Regions from separate parts of the Homo sapiens genome. Here region 2 is linked to region 1. Evidence: read pairs that join two places in POLR2A ChIA-PET (ENCODE). Cell type or tissue: Panc1. All regions are shown on one strand.

Region 1 (8,000 bases):
TCGGGAGGCTGAGGCGGGAGAATGGCATGAACCCGGGAGGTGGAGCTTTCAGTGAGCTGAGATCGCGCCACTGCACTCTAGCCTGGGCGACAGAGCAAGACTCCATCTCAAAAAAAAAAAAAAAGAAATCTCTAACAGGAGATGGGGGCACTAACATGACATGTAAAGAAAATAAGACCAGGCAGGGTGGCTCATGCTTGTAATCCGAGCATTCTGGGAGGCCGAGGCTAGGATCACTTGAGGCTAGGAGCTAGAAACCAGCCTGGGCAACATAGTGAGATCTCATCTCCACAACAAATAAATAAGAAAAAGAAAATAATATATCCACATGAAAACCCATGAATCTGGGGATAAAACATTACGAAGAGTAGCTGGGATAAGATAAGAGTAGCTGGGATAAGGGAGAGGCTGGGTGCAGTGGTTCACGCCTGTAATCCTAGCACTTTGGGAGTCCAAGGCAGGTGGATCACCTGAGGTCAGGAGTTCGAGACCAACATGGCCAACATGGCAAAACCCTGTCTCTACTAAAAATATAAAAATTAGCTGGGCATGATGGTGTGCACCTGTAGTCCCAGCTACTTGGGAGCTGAGGCAGGAGGATCACTTGAACCCAGGGGAGGTGGAGGTTGCAGTGAGCTGAGATCATGCCACTGCACTCCTGCCTTGGCAACAGAGTAAGACCCCATGTCAAAAAAAAAAAAAGATGAAAGGAGAAAGAAACAGGTGGGAGATTTATATTACAGACTGCTATGAGAGAGAACAAAAAGGATATTTTAATAATATTACAAAATTGATACAGAAACTAACAGTAGCATGTGGTAGTTGATATAAACTGGACTACTAACTTCCTAACAATTAGCAAATGCATATGATCACAGGTCGATTAATTAACTATGTCCTAGAGACTCCACAGACTTTTGCGGGGCCATCTAGGCAGTTAGCATGTCTGATCATTGGGATTCCTGCTCAGAGGCAGGCGGGGGAAATAGTTCACAACTTCACACCAGTTCTGCAGTGTTTCATTTTGCTTAATAAAAAAAAAAATCATGAATAGTTGTTGAATTTTATCAAATGCTTTTCCTGCGTCCAATGAGATGACCATTTTCCCCCTTTATTCTGATGTCATAAGTTTAAATGTTAAATCAACCTTGCATTCCTGGGATAAATTCTACTTGCTTATGATGTATTATCCTCTTTAGAGACTTCAATTTTCAATTTGGTACTTTTTTGTTACAGATTTTTACACCTGTGCTCTCAAGGGTTATTAGTCTATAACTCCCTTTTCTTTAAATGTCCTTGTCAGATTTGCATATAAGGGTTAGTCTTGCTCTGTTCGTGCCTGGCCCACTGGGTACAGGAAAGGAAGAAGGGCTCCAATGATACCTAAAATTAAGTTTTCCAATAGCCAGGTAGAGGGGAGCTTAGAATAGGTAAAATGAGATTAGATAAGTAAATATCTAATGTCTTTACACCATAGTGTTATGAATTAGAATTCATACTAGCAACACTGAAACGAGACAAAGATCAGTGCATCATTTAACCACCATAATTCACAATTTGTCCCCACTCCTCTAGCAATATCTTGATATCTCTGACAATTTTATTTTTATTTTTATTTATTTATTTATTTATTTGAGACGGAGTCTTGCTCTGTCACCCAGGCTGGAGTGCAGTGGTTCAATCTTGGCTCACTGCAACCTCTGCCTCCTGGGTTCAAGTGACTCTCCTGCCTCAGCCTCCCGAGGAGCTGGGACTACAGGCATGAACCACCATACCCGGCTAATTTTTGTATTTTTAGTAGAGATGGGGTTTTACCATGTTGGCCAGGCTGGTCTCAAACTCCTGATCTCAAGTGATTTGTCTGCCTCGGCCTCCCAAAAGTGCTGAGATTATGGGCGTGAGCCACTGCACCCAGCCAACTTTTAGCCCTTTCTATACCCATGTCCATTCACCTCTATATTCAAACTTTTTCAGCTACTTCTTATTCTTATAATATATACGCTAGTAGACAGAACTGCTATTCAATAATCCTCACCCTCTTGTAGGAATTATATATCCTTACAAGATGTGTAATTATATGTGTATAATAATGTATATCATTATGTATATCATTAATAGTATACAAATATAGAATTGCATATCCATACCCTTTACTGTGTAATCATGCAGTGCCTCCCACTACAGGCAGAGTATGTTTCCCTGTCACATTTTGGTAGGACTTGGAGTGGAGTGGAGATGGCATAAGCACAGGCTTTCAGCCATTATTTTATGGTTTGGCCTGTCCTCTGGTGCTCCTGTAATCTGCCATTAGAAGAGCATGCCCTGAAAGCCCCTGGCTCTTTAGCCTGGGCCCCAGAATGAAGACAAGAAAAAACAGACTTGAGGCCAGGCGCAGTGGCTCACGCCTGTAATCCCAGCACTTTGGGAGGCTGAGGCAGGTGGATCATCTGAGGTCAAGAATTCGAGACCAGCCTAGCCAAGAAGGTGAAGCCCCATCTCTACTAAAAATACAAAAATTAGCCAGGTGTGGTGGTGGGCACCTGTGATCCCAGCTATTTGGGACACTGAGACAGGAGAATCACTTGAACCTGGGAGGCGGAGGTTGCAGTGAGCCGAGATCGCGCCATCGCACTCCAGCCTGGGCAACAAGAGCGAAACTCTGTCTCAAAAAAAAGAAAAAACAGACTTGAACCCAAATGGAAGACTATAGGATTCAACCTAGTCTAGCTCAGATCAGCTAAACTGCTATGTACCCCCTCTTCTATTAAACTGCTATGTACCCCCTCTTCTATTAAACTGCTATGTACCCCCTCTTCTATTAAACTGCCCCCTCTTCTATTAAACCCATACATAACTCTTACCATCTGAGTTAACTATTCTCTTTTGGATCCATCCCTGTTTCCTGTATGTCCTACAGGGCAGGGATTCTTTTTGTCTATTTTATTCACTGATGTCAATCAAGCACCTAGAGTTCTGCCTGATACACAGTAAGCCCTCCGTAAATATTTGCATGATGAATGGTTTAACATACTGAACTGTCTTAATTTATACATCAAAACGTACATTCACATTCCCAGTGATCACACTATTCTTTCCCACAGAGGTACATGAGGTTTCACAGGACTTATTTCCAGGTTAGGAAGGTTGGGTTTTGTTTTTTGGGCAATTAGCGGCACCTGAAGATTTTTTAGTAGGCAGATACAATGGTTAAAATTAGGATTGGCTGGCTAGGCGTGGTGGCTCATGCCTGTAATCCCAGCACTTTGAGAGGCTAAGGTGGGCAGATGGCTTGAGCTCAGGAGTTTGAGACCAGTCTGGGCAACATGGTGAAACTCATCTCTACTGAAAATACAAAAATTAGCTGGGCATGGTGGCGTGCAACCATAGTCCCAGCTACTCGGGAGGCTGAGGTGGGAGGATGGCTTCCACCCAGGAGGCAGAGGTTGCAGTGAGCTGAGATACACCACTGCACTCCGGCCTGGGTGACAAAGCCAGATCCTGTCTCAAAAAAAAAAATAAAAAATAGGATTGGTTGCAAATGACTAAACACCCCAAATTAATGAATAAAAAAAAAAAAAAGGACAAGAAAGACAGTGTGTGTATAAGTGTATATATATACACACATATACATATATACACACATATATATACACACACATATATACACACATATACACACAAATATACATATATATGCACATGTATATACACATATATACACATATATACACATATATACACACATATATACACACATATATACACATATATATATATACACATATACATATACACACACACACACACATATATATATATATATATAGCTTTTTCCAGGTGAAGGCAAAGATATTCTAAGCAACATCATTATTCTGGTTGTTTCTCTTCATCTCATTTTTTAAAAACAGGTTTATTGAGACATAATTCACATACTATACAATTCACCCATTTAAAGTGTACAATGAGTTTTTAGCATATTCAGAGTTGTGTGACCATTATCACTATCAATTTTAGAACTTCAAAACCTCATAAAGAATTTTTTTTTTTTTTTGAGATGAAGTCTCACTCTCTTGCCCAAGCTAGAGTGCAGTGGCGTGATCTCGGCTCACTGCAACCTCTGCCTCCCGGGTTCAATCGATTCTCCTGCCTCAGCCTCCTGAGTAGCTGGGACTACAGGCACGTGCCACCATGCCCGGCTGATGTTTGTATTTTTAGTAGAGACAGAGTTTCACTATGTCAGCCAGGGTGGTCTCAAACTCCTGACCTCGTGATCTGCCCACCTCGGCCTCCCAAAGTGCTGGGATTACAGGCGTGAGCCACCGCGGCCGGTCTGAGAAATTTTATACTCACTAGCAGTCACTTCCCATTTCCCCACAACATCCCCTCTCCTCTCCAGCCCTAGGCAAACACTAATCTACTTTCTCTATATATAGATTTGCCTATTTGGGACATTTCATATAAATGAAATCATGTAATATGTGGTCTTTTGTGATTGGCTTCCTAGTACAATGTTTTCAAGGTCTTCATATCATTTTAAAATAGAAATATGATCAGCTTCATCATGAAGACCTTGAAAACATTGTGCTAAGAAGCCAATCACAAAAGACCCCATATACTCTGGGAGGCCAAGGCAGGCGGATCACAAGGTCAGGAGATCGAGACCATCCTGGCTAACATGGTGAAACCCCATCTCTACTAAAAATACAAAAAGTTAGCCAGGCGTGGTGGCAGGCGCCTGTAGTCCCAGCTACTCGGGAGGCTGAGGCAGGAGAATGGTGTGAACCCAGGAGGCGAAGTTTGCAGTGAGCCGAGATTGCACCACTGCACTCCTACCTGGGTGACAGAGCGAGACTCCACCTCAAAAAAAAAAAAAAAAAGAAATATGATCAGCTTAGAGCGTATGTAAGTTAAGCTGGGAGCAGTAGCACATGCCTGTAATCTCACCACTTTAGGAGGCCAAGGGGGCAGATGGCTTGAGCTCAGGAGTTCAAGACCAGCCTGGGCAACATAGTGAGACCCCATCTCTAAAACAAAAAATCCAAAAATTGGGCGGGTGAGGTGGCATGTGCCTATTGTCCCAGCTACTTGGGAGGCTAAAGTGGGAGGACTGCTTGAGTCCAGGATGTTGAGGCTGCAGTGAGCTGAGATCACACCACTGCACTCCAGCCTGGGTGACAGAGCAAGATCCCGTCTCAAAAACAAAACAAAACAAAATGTAATAGTTAAGAGCACAGACTATAGAGCCAGACTACCTAGATCTATATGGCAGCTCCATCCCTTATTACAGCAATTACTTAACTTTTTATTAAAACAATTACTTAATTACTTACTTGCTTCTTTGGAGCAAGTTAATTCTCTGTGTCTTAACTTTCTTATCTGTAAAATGGGTTTAATAATAGAACCTGGCTGGGTAAAGTGGCTCACGCCTGTAATCCCAGCACTCTGGGAGGCTGAGGCAGGTAGATTGCCTGAATCTAGGAGTTTTTTTTTTTTTTTTTTGAGACGGAGTCTGGCTCTGTCACCCAGGCTGGAGTGCGGTGGCGTGATCTCGGCTCACTGCAAGCTCCACCTCCTGGGTTCACGCCATTCTCCTGCCTTAGCCTCCCGAGTAGCTGGGACTATAGGCGCCCGCCACTAAGCCCGGCTAATTTTTTGTGTTTTTAGTAGAGATGGGGTTTCACCGTGTTAGCCAGGATGGTCTCGATCTCATGACCTCGTGATCTACTCGCCTGGGCCTCCCAAAGTGCTGGGATTACAGGCATAAGACACCGCATCCGGCCGAGTCTAGGAGTTTTAAGACCAGACTGGGCAACATGGTGAAATCTGGTCTCTACAAAAAATACAAAAAATTAGCTGGGCATGGTGGTGTGCAACTGTAGCCCCAGCTAGTCAGGAGGCTGAGGTGGGAGGATCACTTGAGCCCAGGAGGTCAAGGCTGCAGTGAGTGGTGATTGCACCCTCTAATCTGGGCTACAGAGCAAGACCCTGACTCAACATAAAAATAAAAATAAAGATTCAACATAAAAATAAAAATAAAACCTGCTCATAGGGTTGTAATGAAATTAATATATGTAAAGCACTGAAAATAGTACCTCACAAATAGTAAGCATTACACCAGTGTCAGCTATTATCATTATCTGCATTAAAGAGAGAGGAATTGTAGATAGACACTCCCAAAACCTTTTTCATAGCATTGGGATGTATTCTGGTATTTAATATGTTTGAAAATGAATGTCTCAGGAATGGAAAATGAGCACTGACTGCTACTGGGTATGAAGTTTCTTTTGGGGGTAATGAAAATGCTCTGGAATTAGTGGTGAATGGGTGTACAACTTTGTGGATATACTAAAAACCACTGAATTATATACTTTTAAAAGGTGAATTTTATGGTATGTGAATTGTATCTCAATTTTTAAAAGTAAGTGTCTCTCCTCTTTCCGAAATCTCTATACTTCACACAAAATAGTGAAGGCAGGCCAGGCATGTTGGCTCATGCCTGTAATCCCAGCATTTTGGGAGGCCAAGGGGGTTGGATCACTTGAGGCCAGGAGTTCAAGACCAGTCTGGGCAACATAGTGAGACTGTCTCTACAAAAATTTATTAAAAATTAGCTGGGCATGCTGGTGTGCACCTGTAGTCCTAGCTACTTGGGAGGCTGAGGTGGAAGGATCGCTTAAGCCTGGGAGATTTGAGGCTGCAGTGAGCTGTGATCATGCCACTGCATTCCAGCCTGGGCAACAAAGCAAGACCCTGTCTTTAAAAAAACTGTGAAGGTAGAAAAAAAATAGAGAAGGCATACATGAATATTCTGCCTTGAAAAAAGCTAGAAATTTAAATAGCTTCCCTATTCTGCCACCCACATCCACCTCCCCTCCCCTACAAAGTTTTTCCTACACTTAATGTTTTAATAGATACTTTAAACTTGTGTTTTATGCCTGTTATAGGATGGGCATGGAGGGTAGGTAACAAACACAGTGTTTGATTAAGTGAACTTTCACTGGGTGGATGATGCTACATAAAAGAGCAAATTTAAAGAGAAGTCATATTTGCTACTGAATTGTATTAAGTAATAACTACATAACAGTTAGGAGCCCAGACTCCAGTCAGACAGAATTTAGTTTCAATTTCTGGCTCTGCCATTTATCAAGCTATGTGACCTTGGGCAAGTTACTTAAACCCCTCTGAACTTTAGTTTCCTCATCTGTAATGGAAGATAATAACAGTAATTTATTTCATAGGGCGTATAAGGATTAAATTTGATAATGTAGGTAAAACATTTAATACATTTCCTGGCAAATGGTACATACAGTACTCAGTAAATGTCAGCAATGAGAACAGTGATGACAATGGCGGGTGATGACGATTATGACCATCATCACCCAGGCGGAGGGGAACATAAATAATAGGGATGAGACAGCAGGCTCTAGGCGGGGCCAACTTCTCAAAACTGCTGCTGTCTTCTTGAGAGGAAGGGGGAGTCATGTGACTCTGTGGTTACTGGTCACCAGGACAACGCAATTGACGTGCCCCTCTACTCTAAGCTCTAAAATGAGCTGTGTCTTCACAGCAGACCCACAAGGATTTGGCAGAAGTTTATAAATGAGATCCCTGCATATGGGTCCAGGAAAGCCTTTGCCAAATGCCTTCCAGGAATAGAAGAGGGATATGAAATCAATTTACTGACTGTTCTAAAACATATCCTGTACTTCTAGGAAAAACATTGGCATTACTGTTAAATCCTTTAAACACATCAAACTATGATTCTCATCATCTTTTCTTTGGGGCTCCTGCAATAGCTTCCTAAATGGCTACCTACCAATCTTATCTGCCTTTGTCCTATTTTCCACACCCAACTAGGATTATCTTCTTAAAAATGGTTTTGTTTGTTTGTTTAAAGAGACAGGGTCTTGCTATGTTGCCCAGGCTGGACTCAAACTCCTACTCAAGTGATCCTATGGCTTCAGCCTCCCAAGCAGCTGGGCATGCGCCACTGTGCCCAG
Region 2 (8,000 bases), 370 kb after region 1:
TCAAAGAGAAGGGGAGTACGCTAGACTTGTCTGACCTAGAAGCTGAGAAACTGGTGATGTTCCAGAGGAGGTGAGTGAAGCCCTGATGGAGGTGGGGATATGGCCCTGGCACCTGGTCATTAGGGACCCCATTTTTTCTCCTGAGACTTTCAAAATATAAGCTGAGAAATTTGCTGGGTTTGCATGTTCACAATCTTAATTTAAAATCCCAATTTTTAACATCCCACGGGCCCGTAGCCATAGACTATTGCTCCATTTCTTTCTCTCTGACTATCTTAATTAAACCCATTACATTCAAGAGATGTTTATTGTCCTAGGACAGTCATAGATTCAAAGATGATTATAGCCTAGTTGCCTAGGTTTGTTTGTTTGTTTTTGTGTTTGTGTTTCAACAGTCTTTCTCTCTTGCCCAGGCTGGAGTGCAGTGGCACAATCATGGCTCACTGCAGCCTTGACTTCCCAGGCTCAAGCAATCCTTCTACCTCAACCTCCTGAGTATCTGGGACTACAGGCACACACCGCCATGCCTGGCTAATTTTTTGTGGGGACAAGGTCTCACTCACTATATTGCCCAGGCCGGTAGCTTAGTTCTTACCTTCAAAAAGTTTGTAGCCTATCGGGGTGGAGAGATAAGCCAAGTATCCAGATAACCATGGCATAAGGCAGAATATTTTCTGTACTATGAGAGGTACAAAGGGGAGGGAGATTGCTCAATGGGCAACACCAAGGAAGTGATATGAAATAAATAGTGTTGGAATCCACCAACGGATAGAAATTTTTACAACTATGTGTGGGGAGAGACAGTGCAAACAGAAGAAACAGAATGAGCTAAAACACGAAGCATGTTCCAGCAATAGAGTCCTTTTGCTTGAAGTATAGGGTATGGGAAGAAGTAAGACTGGAGAGACTAATGCCATTCTTGTCGAGTCCTAAAAGCAGACTTAGGACTTAATTCAATAAGCAATAGGAAGCCATTACATCTTTTGAACTGCAATGTGGCATAGTTACGGACGTGCTTTAGGAAGGCTGCTTTTAGAACAAGTGTAAGAAACCACTGAGCCAAAGTGAGAGGTAGGGACATAAGTTAGGTAATGAGGACCCCTGCTAGCGAAGCAGTGGCAGAAATGGAGAAAAGAGTTGGGTGCAGGGAATGTCAGTGATGTAAAAGTCAAAGACTTGACTGCTGAAGGAATGTAGGGAATCAGTGCCCTTGGAATGTCAATGGCCTGGTCTACATTGAGAATGAAGACTGAGAAAGGGCTTCCTGAGGGACAGAGAGCTGCAGGTGATCAAGGACACTCAATGGGTCTCTGAGGGAAAAGAAGACCAAAGAATTAGGGAGTAGCTAGCAGAAAATGGAGGCATGACACTAAACACAGACTGAAAAAGAGTGCTGATTAGAAAGAGAAAGGAGCCCAAAGGCAGATGGGAAAACCAGCCAAGGATGGAGAGACGTCTGTTCATTAGTTTGTAGTTTGGACCTCACCTATCTTACCAATGTGGTATTATGCTCTAGTAAAAAGTCAGCGATGGCCGGGCATGGTGGCTCATGCCCGTAATCCCAGCACTTTGGGAGGCTGAGGCGGGAGGATTGCTGGAAAGTTCAGGCATTCGAGACCAGCCTGGGCAACATAGTGAGACCTCATCTCTACAAAAAATTAAAAACTAAATGGGCACGATGGTTCATGCCTGTGGTCCCAGCTACTCAGGAGGCTGGGGTGGGAGGATCTCTTGGCCCAGGAGTTCAAGGCTGTGGTGAACTAAGGTCACGCCACTGCACTCCAGCCTTGGCAACAGAGTGAGACCCTGTCAAAAAAAACAAACAAAAATAAATAAAACAATGAACTTAGAGTCAGACAAGCAATTCAACATGGAAGAAAGACAGCCCATCCCCTCCCAATTAGTGTGGAAGATCCATGTAGGTGTGGAGTCCCCCTCCATTGACCTGGTGTCTGGTCTGTCAATGTAGGTACTACAAACCTGGCTTGCTGATGATGTGCTTCATCCTGCCCACGCTTGTGCCCTGGTATTTCTGGGGTGAAACTTTTCAAAACAGTGTGTTCGTTGCCACTTTCTTGCGATATGCTGTGGTGCTTAATGCCACCTGGCTGGTGAACAGTGCTGCCCACCTCTTCGGATATCGTCCTTATGACAAGAACATTAGCCCCCGGGAGAATATCCTGGTTTCACTTGGAGCTGTGGGTAAGTCAGCTGTCCAAGTAAGACTACATCCAGTGGTCTGCTGATTAGGGGATTAGGCTAGGAGCCAGAAAAACTAGATAAATCTGTTTTTTATGGCTACTTTGTATCTCAGTTTTTCCACTATAAAATTAGGGGGCAGTATACTGGAAAACGCTTTTGAGAGTCAGGCAACATGTTTTATGTAAAAATGAAAGGATAAGAAACAAAACACAAAAAAACACTGATTTTGATTCCAGGTTCTAAAACAATTTCCAAATGCCATGTATGCTCCGGGCCCGGCGGCTCATGCCTGTAATCCCAGCACTTTGGGAGGCTGAGGCGGGCAGGTCACCTGAGGTCAGGAGTTTGAGACCAGTCTGGCCAACACGGTGAAACCCTGTTTCTATTAAAAAGCAAAACAAACAAACAAAAAAGAAAACCAAATGCCATACATGATGAGCACCTTAGAGTTTTCCTTTCTTTCATCAACTCTGGGCTGGACTGCAGTCTTGCTTGAGGCAAGGAATGCATAAATAGAACAATGGGATCATCTGAGTGGCCAGTAAGCCTGGTGTTTTATGAACTTCAAGTATGCACACAAAGTATTTTTTATCTTTCCACTCTACTCAGATATGCCTTGCTTTAAGAGTGTGCCGTGCCTTACTGTTTGGTGATGCCATTATGAAGGGCATCAAAATAACTGCTGGTGGCCCTTTACTACCACCTACCCTCTTGTCTCCTCTTGTCCTCTATTTTTCTCTCTTCTACTTCTATTCTGGGCTAGGAACATCCCTTCCCCCAACATGCCTTCAGGAATCTCCCAATAAAGCAGTGTGATCACAAGTTCCTGCTCAATTCTCTAATGTTGATCTTATCTTTTCTCTTTTCTTTCCTTTCATTTTCTTTCTTTTCTTTTCTTTTCCTTTCTTTTCTAATGAGACAGGGTCTCACCATGGTGCCCAGGCTGGTCTTGAACCCTGGGCTGAAGTGATCCTCCTGCCTCAGCCTCCCAAAGTATCTACATTTTTTTCTCTGTCCCTCTTTCCAACTGAATATAGACTTTCACCAAGGCCCTGAATGAATTTTCCTTAAATAGATCTGGCGACCTCTTCTTTCCAGTAATTGGTGCTATTGGTCATTCAATAATATCTAGACAACCACACTACTCCACACATTTAGGCAGGTCATTGCCTAACACTCATTTTCTTTTTCTCTTTAAAAATCTTCCTTTATATTCTCAACCTTAACCATCTTTATTATCTTTTAAATTGTTGTTGAGACAGTCTCACTCTGTTGCCCAGGTTTCAGTGCAGTGGTGTGATCACAGCTCACTGCAGCTATGACCTCCTGGGCTCAAGCGATCCTCGGGGTTCAGCCTCCCAAGTAACTGGGATTACAGGTGCATGCCACCATGCTTGGCTAATTTTTCTATTTTTTTGTAGAGACATGGTTTTGCCATGTTGCACAGGCTGGTCTCGAACTCCTGAGCTCAAGTGATCTTCCTGCCTTGGCCTCCCAAAGTGCTGGAATTATAATAGCCGTGAGCCACTGCGCCTGGCCTACTATGTTTATTAAAAGGATTTATTGCCTGTAATCCCAGCACTTTGGGAGGCCGAGGCGGGTGGATCATGAGGTCAGGAGATCGAGACCATCCTGGCTAACAAGGTGAAACCCCGTCTCTACTAAAAATACAAAAAAATTAGCCAGGCGCAGTGGCGGGCGCCTGTAGTCCCAGCTACTTGGGAGGCTGAGGCAGGAGAATGGCGTGAACCCGGGAAGCGGAGCTTGCAGTGAGCCGAGATTCCGCCACTGCAGTCCGCAGTCCGGCCTGGGCGACAGAGCGAGACTCCGTCTCAAAAAAAAAAAAAAAAAAAGATTTATTTGTCTAGGCGTGGTGGCTCACACCTGTAATCCCAGCACTTTGGGAAGCCAAAGTGGGTGGTTCACTTGAGGTCAGGAGTTAGAGATCAGCCAGGCCAATATGGTGAACCTCTGTCTCTACTTAAAAAAAAAAAAAAAAAAAAGTACAAAAAACTTAGCCAGGCATGGTGGCACGTGCCTGTAGTCCCAGCTACTCAGGAGGCTGAGGCAGAAGAATCGCTTGAACCCGGGAGGCAGAGGTTGCAATGAGCCGAGATTGTGCCACTGCACTCCAGCCTGGGTGACAGAGACTCCATCTCAAAAATATATAATAAAAATAAAAGCATTTTTTTTCTCTCTTTTTAACTTTCACATATCTCTTTTCAGGCACCTTCTTACCATTGTGCCTATTCTTACTTTAACCCATGATTAAAATAAATCATATACACTGTATAAATCTGAGATTATCATAGGAATGGAGTTTCTGGCATGAGATGTTTCCTGTATCGCAAATGGATCTATAATGACCTTCCCCACCTCCAGCCTCTGGGTGGCCATGAGTTCAAAGTGGCTGCCAATATCTGACCTGTTGTTGTTATCATTCACTCCTCCTTGCCTGCTGCTTTCCTCCCTTATCACCTCACCCTTTGTTCTCCTCCAGCTCTGTTTCCTGCCACCCTAATCTTTTTGTTTCTTGAATTACCTCCCCCACTGTCACATGCTCATCTTCTCTGCCAAATTAACCTTCTCCCTTGAGCCTTTCTTGGGCTGTCTCTTGCTGCCCCAGTTGCAAAGTCCTGTCTTCTTTCTACCCGTTGACCCTCTTCTTTTTTTTTCCTCCCTTGTCTCTGTGTGCATCTGATTCCATTTTAAATCTGGTAACCAAAGGCCTGGCTAGTGCTTACACACAGCCCAGCTGCAAAACCATTAATGGACATTAATAATCCTCAGTACCTTTATTCCTGGCATTCTACCCCCCTCCTCCCCAGTTCACACTGCAGATCATCAGGTGTCACAGAGAGAGGACATACCTTGAAATGCCCTAGATGATGTCATTTACTTTGCAGGACTTCCTTGCCTTGCTTCTGATTAATGTCATGACTGGTCTGTCTGAGGGTACTGTTATCTACAAAGAGCCAAATATTAGCTCTTAGTAGCTATTCTTTATCCATGCCTGATTAGGGTCAGTATTATTTTTGGCTGTGGTTCAGAAAGAAGAGTCCTGCCAAGCGTTGGCAAACTCTCTATCTGTCGAGTTTCCAAAGCTTTACACGTTAGAGAAATTGCTGTGAATCCAGAATTTGTTTGTTTTCCTCCCTCCAGCAAAGTGAAATGTTCATCCCAAGAGTCCTCAAAATCTCAGAGGTTACAGGGTATTTTTCTTCCTCAGAGAGCTTCTGTTTTATCAGCACCTCCCCCACACCAGGGTCAAAGCTCAAAAAAGTTGGAGCAGCCCCTGGGAACTGCAGTGGCTGAGGACATTCCAGCCCCTGGGCTGGCCTTTCTTCTGATCTTTGGCTGCAGGGCCCACTCTTTTGGAACCTCCCACCCCTAGAGGTGGTTCCAGTGTGGTGGGGAAAGGTGTGCTTCTTTACTCATTTTTTTAAGAGTCATAGCCAGAGTGCTTCATTCTGCAAGGACGTGCACATGCACATGCACACAGAGCCTTGAGGGCAGGGCCAAGAGTGAATTTGGAATTTTCCAACCTGATACCCATTCCCAAAAGTAGGAGCTTCTCTCTAGTCATTTTATCCTCTGAGAAACTGTCAGTTCTCCTCCCACAAGGCTCCCAGACAGCCACGGGTGACCAGGGTCTCCAATCACTCCTTAAGATGCCTTTGACTGGCTGGGCGCAGTGACTCATGACTGTAATCCTAGCACTTTGGGTGGTCAACGTGGGAGGGTTGCTTGCAACATGGCAAGACCCCGTCTCTACAAAAAAAGTAAAATAATAAAAGTAAAGATGCCTCTGAGGGGATCTGTTTGGTTCATATTAAAAGAGACTGAATTCATCCATTCAACAATAGCGAGTTTCTCCCAGGTGTGAGGTACCCTGCTAGCTAACTGGTGTGCACAAATCAAGAAAACCTCAATGCACCGTCACTCCATAACTTCTCGCTTTTGTTTCAGGTGAGGGCTTCCACAACTACCACCACTCCTTTCCCTATGACTACTCTGCCAGTGAGTACCGCTGGCACATCAACTTCACCACATTCTTCATTGATTGCATGGCCGCCCTCGGTCTGGCCTATGACCGGAAGAAAGTCTCCAAGGCCGCCATCTTGGCCAGGATTAAAAGAACCGGAGATGGAAACTACAAGAGTGGCTGAGTTTGGGGTCCCTCAGGTTCCTTTTTCAAAAACCAGCCAGGCAGAGGTTTTAATGTCTGTTTATTAACTACTGAATAATGCTACCAGGATGCTAAAGATGATGATGTTAACCCATTCCAGTACAGTATTCTTTTAAAATTCAAAAGTATTGAAAGCCAACAACTCTGCCTTTATGATGCTAAGCTGATATTATTTCTTCTCTTATCCTCTCTCTCTTCTAGGCCCATTGTCCTCCTTTTCACTTTATTGCTATCGCCCTCCTTTCCCTTATTGCCTCCCAGGCAAGCAGCTGGTCAGTCTTTGCTCAGTGTCCAGCTTCCAAAGCCTAGACAACCTTTCTGTAGCCTAAAACGAATGGTCTTTGCTCCAGATAACTCTCTTTCCTTGAGCTGTTGTGAGCTTTGAAGTAGGTGGCTTGAGCTAGAGATAAAACAGAATCTTCTGGGTAGTCCCCTGTTGATTATCTTCAGCCCAGGCTTTTGCTAGATGGAATGGAAAAGCAACTTCATTTGACACAAAGCTTCTAAAGCAGGTAAATTGTCGGGGGAGAGAGTTAGCATGTATGAATGTAAGGATGAGGGAAGCGAAGCAAGAGGAACCTCTCGCCATGATCAGACATACAGCTGCCTACCTAATGAGGACTTCAAGCCCCACCACATAGCATGCTTCCTTTCTCTCCTGGCTCGGGGTAAAAAGTGGCTGCGGTGTTTGGCAATGCTAATTCAATGCCGCAACATATAGTTGAGGCCGAGGATAAAGAAAAGACATTTTAAGTTTGTAGTAAAAGTGGTCTCTGCTGGGGAAGGGTTTTCTTTTCTTTTTTTCTTTAATAACAAGGAGATTTCTTAGTTCATATATCAAGAAGTCTTGAAGTTGGGTGTTTCCAGAATTGGTAAAAACAGCAGCTCATAGAATTTTGAGTATTCCATGAGCTGCTCATTACAGTTCTTTCCTCTTTCTGCTCTGCCATCTTCAGGATATTGGTTCTTCCCCTCATAGTAATAAGATGGCTGTGGCATTTCCAAACATCCAAAAAAAGGGAAGGATTTAAGGAGGTGAAGTCGGGTCAAAAATAAAATATATATACATATATACATTGCTTAGAACGTTAAACTATTAGAGTATTTCCCTTCCAAAGAGGGATGTTTGGAAAAAACTCTGAAGGAGAGGAGGAATTAGTTGGGATGCCAATTTCCTCTCCACTGCTGGACATGAGATGGAGAGGCTGAGGGACAGGATCTATAGGCAGCTTCTAAGAGCGAACTTCACATAGGAAGGGATCTGAGAACACGTTGCCAGGGGCTTGAGAAGGTTACTGAGTGAGTTATTGGGAGTCTTAATAAAATAAACTAGATATTAGGTCCATTCATTAATTAGTTCCAGTTTCTCCTTGAAATGAGTAAAAACTAGAAGGCTTCTCTCCACAGTGTTGTGCCCCTTCACTCATTTTTTTTTGAGGAGAAGGGGGTCTCTGTTAACATCTAGCCTAAAGTATACAACTGCCTGGGGGGCAGGGTTAGGAATCTCTTCACTACCCTGATTCTTGATTCCTGGCTCTACCCTGTCTGTCCCTTTTCTTTGACCAGATCTTTCTCTTCCCTGAACGTTTTCTTCTTTCCCTGGACAGGC

What was found. Peaks named below come from ENCODE experiments on the same cell type or tissue, not always from the same donor. Only the 100,000 strongest peaks of a DNase experiment are listed, where the experiment ranks them.
Region 2: POLR2A ChIA-PET joins it to region 1 with 10 read pairs; 3 of 35 experiments call an interaction of 5 or more read pairs at or near these places.

What each region holds. Positions count from the first base shown.
Region 1 is chr10:99,987,046-99,995,045 of GRCh38, forward strand. All of the region lies in intron 1 of DNMBP (dynamin binding protein), which reads right to left. Among named protein-coding and RNA genes, the nearest start is that of DNMBP, 19 kb to the right of the region's middle. In Panc1, no CTCF peak of the experiment used is centred here; no DNase peak of the experiment used is centred here; H3K27ac peaks cover 711 bases.
Region 2 is chr10:100,354,563-100,362,562 of GRCh38, forward strand. SCD (stearoyl-CoA desaturase) reads left to right here. Exons shown (of 6, transcript NM_005063.5): 4 at 1-70; 5 at 1,970-2,202; 6 at 6,172-8,000. The coding sequence ends at 6,371. Among named protein-coding and RNA genes, the nearest start is that of SCD, 11 kb to the left of the region's middle. RefSeq lists an enhancer at 15-515. In Panc1, no CTCF peak of the experiment used is centred here; no DNase peak of the experiment used is centred here; H3K27ac peaks cover 5,381 bases.